Linked DNA regions of Homo sapiens: region 2 is linked to region 1. Evidence: read pairs that join two places in POLR2A ChIA-PET (ENCODE). Cell type or tissue: GM12878. All regions are shown on one strand. Region 1 overlaps LRRC4B (leucine rich repeat containing 4B). Region 2 has its middle 13 kb from the start of GPR32.

What was found. ChIA-PET counts read pairs that join two places held together with the same protein. Peaks named below come from ENCODE experiments on the same cell type or tissue, not always from the same donor. Only the 100,000 strongest peaks of a DNase experiment are listed, where the experiment ranks them.
Region 2: POLR2A ChIA-PET joins it to region 1 with 6 read pairs; 2 of 35 experiments call an interaction of 5 or more read pairs at or near these places.

Annotation. Positions count from the first base shown.
Region 1 is chr19:50,532,748-50,536,747 of GRCh38, reverse strand. The region is part of intron 2 of LRRC4B (leucine rich repeat containing 4B); the gene reads left to right. It overlaps LOC124904747 (a long non-coding RNA gene), which reads right to left. Exons shown (of 3, transcript XR_007067300.1): 3 at 1,917-2,687. Among named protein-coding and RNA genes, the nearest start is that of ASPDH, 21 kb to the right of the region's middle. RefSeq lists an enhancer at 2,007-2,096. In GM12878, no CTCF peak of the experiment used is centred here; no DNase peak of the experiment used is centred here; H3K27ac peaks cover 1,218 bases.
Region 2 is chr19:50,755,439-50,759,438 of GRCh38, reverse strand. It overlaps the pseudogene GPR32P1. Among named protein-coding and RNA genes, the nearest start is that of GPR32, 13 kb to the left of the region's middle. In GM12878, no CTCF peak of the experiment used is centred here; no DNase peak of the experiment used is centred here.

The DNA.
Region 1 (4,000 bases):
GCGCTCTTCTCCATGGCTTACAGATATCGAGACAGTTTAATCCTCACAAGGATGCCGTGGTCTCGTCACCACCCCGTGGCGAGTCTAGGAGCTGAGCTGAGACCCGTGCATCTTTCTCCCTGCATGGGCTGTCCCTCCTGTGTCTGAACAGCCCCGGCTAATCCATCTGCAGCATTCAGTGCAGCCCTGATTTGTTTATTGAGCACCTAGTGTGTGCCAGGCACCACCCGAGGCCCAGAGAGCAGGACATACAGAGATCCCTGCCCTCTCGACACTGCGTGCAGAAAGAGGTCGTTCAGAAAGTCGGCAAGTCTCATCCGGGCACAGTGGCTCACGCCTGTAATCCTAGCACTTCGGGAGGCTGAGGCGGGTGCTCACTTGAGGTCAGGAGCTTGAGACCAGCCTGACCAACGTAGTGAAACCCCATCTCTACTAAAAATACAAAAATTAGCCAGGTGTGGTGATGTGTTACTGTAATCCCAGATACTCGGGAGGGTGAGGCAGGAGAATCGCTTGAACCTGGGAGGCGAAGGTTGCAGTGAGCTGAGATCATGCTATTGCACTCCAGCCTGGGCGACAGAGCGAGACTCCATCATAAAAAAAAAAAAAAGGAAGGTAAACAAGTCCAGTAGCAGCGTGCACGAGCTGGCGGGGGGCTGCTGAGCTGAACATAGTGAGGGGAGGCCAGGGAAGGCTGCCCAGGAAGCGGTGTAGGCCCATGGCCTGTGCCTCAGCTTAACCCCACTCTCCCACCCCACCCGCAGGTGCCTTAGGCAAAGTCCTGCTGCCTTGCTTGGTCTTGCACATGCCTCTGATATAGATCTCATCCCCTTGTTGTTTACACCCAGGTTCAGATGCCTCTCTGGGCTCCTGGTGGTGGGGAAGGGTGGGAGGCGGGTAGCCATCCAGCCAGACTTTCCACCCAGGCCAGGGCCTGGTCCCAGAAGGGCTCAGGAGGCCACTCCCAGGAGGATGAATGGGAGGAGGGAGACAGGGACGTCTAGGCCTGAGCCGGGTCAGTGTGAGAATCAGGGGCCCACAACGGCCCCTGCAGTGCTGCCAGTCATGGCATCAGGGAAGTCCCTGTTGGAGAGGGAGGCACAAGTTCCTTGTCTCAGGGACAAGCAAGAAATATGAGAAGTCATCATAAAGACAGTTGATGTGACAAATAACGGTTTTTAAAATCTGAATGTAAAAAAATTAACACACACACACAAACAACAGTAAGCTTGCTAAACTTTTGTGATTGACTCATTATATTCAAAACATAAAAACAGGCCGAGTGCAGTGGTTCACGTCTGTAATCCCAGCACTCTGGGAGGCAGAGGCAGGCAGATCACCTGAGGTCAGGAGTTGGAGACCAGCCCGGCCAACTTGGTGAAACCTTGTCTCTACTAAAATACAAAAATTAGCCTGGTGTGGTTGTTTGCACCTGCAATCCCAGCTACTCAGGAGGCTAAGGTGGGAGAATCACTTGAACCCAGGAGGCGGAGGCTGCAGTGAGCTGAAATCATGCCACTGCACTCCAGCCTGAGCAATAGAGCAAGATCCTGTCTTAAAAATAAATAAATAAATAAACAGGCCGGGCGTGGTGGGTCACGCCTGTAATCCCAGCACTTTGGGAGGCCAAGGCGGGCAGATCATGAGGTCAGGAGATCGAGACCATCCTGGCTAACACAGTGAAACCCTGTCTCTACTAAAAATACAAACAATTAGCTGGGTGTGGTGGCAGGCGCCTGTAATCCCAGCTACTCGGGAGGCTGAGGCAGGAGAATCACTTGAACCCGGGAGGCAGAGGTTGCAGTGAGCTGAGATCGCTGCACTCCAGCCTGGTGACAGAGCAAGACTCTGTCTCAAATAAATAAATAAATATAAATAAATACAATTTATAATGTTAAGATGAACAGTTCACTTAATTGTTTTCTTACCACAGTTACATTTTTAATAAGGAATTTCTTCACAATTTATTTTCTTAAAAACCCCAACAGATCTCAGTGGGATTTTTTTCAGCTTTAGTAATATTTACCTACCACAACCAAAGTGGAAAGTCCCCCTACACAGGCCAAGTTGCAGGATAAAAGGAAAGTCCCCATCGGGGTTAGAAGGCAGTCATTGATGGGGGCCACGTCCCTTTGCCGGATTCACATCTGCATCATTGAGATCTGTCCCAGAGCCCAGCATAGGTGGAGGTGGGCTCAGCAGATGGGGGCTGAAGATCCAGGGAACTTGGAAGTGTGGGCAGCTATGTGGCTGTCAGAGGTGGCCCCAGGCCTAGGTCCTCTACTGTAGGACAAAATGTCAACATCTTCGTCAGGCTAAAGATGTTAGGGTGAGGGGGCAGGAGGATTTACCTGCGTCAAGAACCAATCCCCACCTTGCCCATCCTACTCTGTGTCAGGGCCATGAGGGTGATGACACTCACAACTTCAGAGGTGATCTGGTCTAGGGTGTTTCAAATCAGGCCTTGGAGGGGCCCCAGGCCTGCCTCCCCCTGCAACCAGGGCAGCCTCCACGATCTGTGTACACCTTTGCTGGTTAAATGATTGTTGGCATAATTGTTTTGTTTAGTGTCTCTCTTCTTCTCTGAGGCCAGGATCTAGGAAGACAGGGCTTTGTCTGTCTTGTCCACAGCTGGATCCCCAGAGCCCAGTATGACACTTGACACATAGCAGCTCTCAAAAAATAACCTGTCAAATGAGCGAAACAATACATGGTAATGTAAGAATGAATGGGCCCCACAGCTCAAAAAGCATTGTGAAGCCCACAGACAGCCCAACTGTTTCAGTTTAGGGTGGGTAGGTGTGGTGGAGACTCCCATGTCTGTGCTCAGGAGAAGGAGACGTTGAGTCTTGGTTCTGCAACTTTGGAGCCTGTGAGACTGGGGACAAGTGACTTTACTTCTCTGAACCTTCATTTTCTCAGCTATGAACCACCAGATATGAAGGGAGCAGGGGTATGTGCTTGATAACCCCCATGTGACAGAATTTCCACAAAGATTAAATGAGATCATACCTCAGAGCATTTAGCACAGCTCTGGCAATAATCGGCAGTTAACAAATTATGATTCCCCCCCTTTTACCTTATTGGGAAGCTGACCAGGATGTCTCTTTGTTTTAGAGTCAGAGATGAGATCAGCTTTGCATTATTTGGGAGGAGAAGAGAAGAATTAACTAGTCTTTGGTCTTTGTATCATTTGGGAGGAGAAGAGAAGAATGAACTGGTCTTTGGTCTTTGTATTATTTGGGAGGAGAAGAGAAGAATGAACTGGTCTTTGGTATTTGTATTATTTGGGAGGAGAAGAGAAGAATTAACTGGTCTTTGGTCTGTGTATTATTTGGGAGGAGAAGAGAAGAATTAACTGGCTTTGGTCTTTAGGTATGCATGTTAAATTTTAAGGGTAACCACTAAATAATGAGAAAATATATAAATTCTAATACAGTAGAGAGAAGAAATGGAATCATAAGAAATTCAGTCAATACAAAGAAGACAGGAAAGGGGAAAGAATAAGCTATAAAAATCAGGACAATTAAAAAGCACAAAATAACATTATAGGAAGAATTTCAAATATATTAGTAATTATAGTAAATGTAAATGAGCTAAACTTCCAGTTAAAAGACAAGGATTTCAGACTGACTTAAAATCGAAAGACATACCTAAAACATGAGGACAGAAATCATGAAAGTAAAAATGATGACAAACACAAGAAAGGTGATGTAGCTTTAATGATCTCAGACGTGCACACGAAGGTAAAAAGCAGAATAGGTTGGAAGCAGAACACCAATGCTTTTCCGTTCCCAAGTTCTGTCATATTGATGTCAACATGATTTTGACATGTTGGCATTATCACCCAGGCCAAAAAGCGTGAGGGAAACAGGGACCAGCACAACCAGGGTGTTCCCCAATAAGAGCCTTAGACACTCTAGTCTGTTTACTCAGCAGACCTTGGCCGAAGTCTGTCACGAATTTGGCCTTGCATAGCGTGCTGGGAATGCAGAAGTCG
Region 2 (4,000 bases), 220 kb before region 1:
ATTCCCGGGGGGCGTTGCCACGGGGACGGGATGACAGAAACTCCTCCTCTCCAAACGCCCTCGCCAGGGCAGAAGTCAAAGACTGGAAAAACTTTTCTTGGAAATCTCTGCCAACGAAGACGTAGAGGAACGGGTTGAGGCAGTTGTTGACACAGCCCAAGGCAAAGCTAGCCTGGAGGATGAGCAGCATCTGGGGGTGGTAGAATTCCTTGAGCATCACCCGTCGCCACAGATGGACCAACAGCATCACGTTAAATGGGAACCAGCAGATAAAGCGCTCACCAGCACCAGCAGCAGCCTCTTGGGCCGGTTGGCATGGACCCAGCCCTCCCGCAAGAGCTTGGCCCGGATGAGGTGGGCGCAGGTGCCTATGATTGCTAAGGGCCCCAGGAAGCCCAGCAGGAAGTGGGCCATGATCACCGCCATTTGTCTCCCAAAGACCTCCTGAGTCCACATCTGGGCAGTCTCATTCTCCAAGTTGAACTGTAAGTAGCACTGCATACAGCCATTCCATTTTCTGGTTGTCCGGAATTTCAGGTGCGCAGAGCACAAGGCGGCGGCCAGGAGCCACACCCCGAAGGCCAGCCAGCTCGCCCTCTGCTCAGTGCGGTGGTTCAGGGCCCAGACGGGGTAGAGGACAGAGATGCAACGGTCCACAGAGATGAGGACCAGGAGGCAGTTACTGGTGGAGAAGGTGAGGAACACAAAACCGGTGTAGAGTTTGCAGGCCCACTCTCCAAGGAGCCACTGCCTGGAGACAATATAGTACACGAGGATGGGCAGAGACAGTGAGAGCATGAAATCGGCAAGGGCCAGGTGGAAGAAGCAGACGGTGGAGACTGTGCGGGCCATGCGGAAGACAGTCACCCACGGCACCAGCCCATTGCCCAGCACTCCGACGACAAAGGAGGCAGACAGGACAGCCATGGTTAGAGGGCGGAGGGACCCCACTTCCTCAGACAGGCATCTGGAAGCATTCATCTTCCTGGAACAGGAATGACCCTGTGTCAGGGCCCCAGGTTGCCTGTCACTGCAGCCCCTGGTCCCCTCCGAGACCCCACTGATGATTTATTTCTCCATTTGATACTTTTTATGGAATGATTATTATTATTATTCTTTTTGAGACAGGGTCACATTCTGTCACCCAGGCTGGAGTGCAATGGTACAATCATAGATCACTGCAGCCTCCACTTCCTAGGCTCAAGAGATCCTCCCACCTCAGCTTCCTGGAGTAGCTGGGACTACAGGCACTTACCACCATGCCTGGCTAATTTTTTTAATTTTTTTTATTTATTTATTTTTTTTGAGATGCAGTCTTGCTCTGTCTCCCAGGCTGGAGTGCAGTGGCCTGATCTCGGCTCACTGCAACCTCCACCTACCAGGTTCAAGCAATTCTCCCGCCTCAGCCTCCCAAGTAGCTGGAACTACATGCACACGCCACCACGCCTGGCTAATTTTTGTGTTTTTAGTAGAGACGGGGTTTTATGATTTTGGCCAGGCTGGTCTCCAACTCCTGACCTCATGATCCACCCACCTCAGCCTCCAAAATGCTAGGATTGCAGGTGTGAGCCACTGTGCCTAGCCTTAGTTTTCTTTTCTGTAGAGATGGGGTCTTGCTGTGTTGCCCAGGCTACTCTTCAACTATTGGCTTCAAGTGATCCTCCCACCTTGGCCTCCCAGAGTGCTGGGATTACAAGTGTGAGACATTGAGCACAGCCTGAATGCTTTTTATGACCCAATAATACTGTTCTTTTTTCTTTCTTTCTTTCTTTTTTTTTTTTTTTTTGAGACACAGTCTTGCTGTGTCACCCAGGCTGCAGTGCAATGGCACGATCTCGGCTCACTGGACACAATAATATTGCTCTAAGTACCAGAGATAACTCATGTAACAAAACAAGCCCTCGTGGAACTTACATCCCAGTGGGAGATGTCAGGTATAATACATATAATAAATTAATTCATGATATACTGCTTTAGAAGATTGCCAAGTGTTATGGAAAAATAATAAGTAAAGTGGAGGGGGCCAGGTGTGGAGGGTCATGCCTGTAATCACAGCACTTTGTGAGGCTGAAGCAGAAGGACTGGATGAAGTCAGGAGTTCCAGTCCAAGGTGGCCAACATAGTGAGACCCAGTCTCTATAAAAAATAAATAATTAAAAATTTTTTGGCCGGGTGCAGTGGCTCACGCCTGTAACCCCAACACTTTGGGAGGTCAAGGCAGGCAGATCACCTGAGGTCAGGAGTTCGAGACCAGCCTGCTCAACAGGGCGAAACCCTGTCTCTACTAAAAATACAAAAATTAGCCAGGCATGGTGGTGCACACCTGTAATCCCAGGTATTCGGGAGGCTGAGAATCACTTGAACCTGGGAGGTTGGAGGTTGCAGGGAGCCGAGATCAGGCCACTGCACTCCAGCCTCGGCGACAGAGTGAGACTCCATCTCCAAAAAAAAAAAAAAAAAATCAAGTTAAGGAGAATTGAGAATGTGAGGGACAAGACGGAAAGCAGAAAGGGGACACTGGTACATTAAACGGGGTTGTCAGGGAAGACCTCAATAAGAATATAACATTTGGCCAGGCTCGGTGGCTCATGCCTGTAATCTCAACACTTTGGGATGCCAAGGCGGGAGGATCACCTGAGATTAAGGGTTCAAGACCATCCTGGCCAACGTGGTGAAACCCCGTCTCTACTAAAAACACAAAAAAATTAGCTGGGCGTGGTAGCACACACATGTAATCCCAGCTACTCGGGAGGTTAGGGCAGGAGAATCACTTTAACCCGGGAGGCAGAGGTTGCAGTGAGCCGAGATCACGCCATTGCACTACAGCATGGGAGACAGGGAGAGACTATTACAAAAAAAAAAAAAAAGAATATAACATTTGAGCAAAGTTTTGGAGGAAATGACAAAGTGAGGCACATACGTATCTGGAGGAAGAGCCCTTCAGGCAGAACCAGCAGCTTGTGCAAAGGTCCTGAGGCAGGACGGTGCCTGGAATGCTCAAGGAACAGCAGGGAGGCCGGTGTGGCTGGAGCCACGTGGGCAATGGGAAGAGAGGTGAGACGTGAAGGCAGAGAGGGAAGCGGACAGATGGAGCAGGACCCTGTGAGTCATAGTGCAGACTCTCCTGGCCTTTCCTGTGAGTGAGATGGGAGTTACAAGAGACTGTTGAGCAGAGAAGGAACAATATCTGACTTAGGTCTTAACAATCACTGTGACTTTAAGGTTGAGACTAGACTGAGGGGGTGGGATGGAAGCAGGAGGCCGGGAGGAAGCTGCTGCAGTAACCCAGGTGGGCAGTGATGGGGATGGGGACCAGGGTGATGTCAGAGGAGGGGGTGGGAAGCAGATTCCAGGGTCAAGGTGGAGCTGGCTAGATTTGCTGCTGGGCTGGATGTGTGAGGTGAGAGGGAGAGCAGTGTCGGGGTGACTGCAGGACTTTTGAACCGATGGAAGCTGGAGTTGCTGTGCACTGGGATGGGGGAGACTGCAGGAGAGCAGGTTTGGGGTAAGACCAGGAGCTCAGGTTTGGGGTAAGACCAGGAGCTCCGGGTTGGTCACTTCGCCTTTGAAATGCCTGTAAGACATCCCGGGGAAAGTTCACTTAGGCAGCTGGATACCGGCAGCAAGATTACAGGAGGGGGCCCAGCACAGTGGCTCACGCCTGTAATCCCAGCACTTTGGAAGGCCGAGGTGGGCGGATCACCTGAGGTCAGGAGTTTGAGACCAGCCTGGCCAACATGGCAAAACCCCATCTCTACTAAAAATACAAAAATTAGATGGGTGTGGTTGCAGGTGCCTGTAATCCTAGCTACTCGGGAGGCTGAGGCAGGGGAATCGCTTGAACCCAGGAGATGGGGGTTACAGTGAGGCAAGATCACACCACAGCACTCCAGTCTGGGTGACAAAGTGAGGCTCTGTCTCAAAATTAAAACAAAAAAATTACAGAGGGGTTCCTGGCTGGGTACGGGCATGTGGGAGTCAGAATTTAGATGCCAGCAGG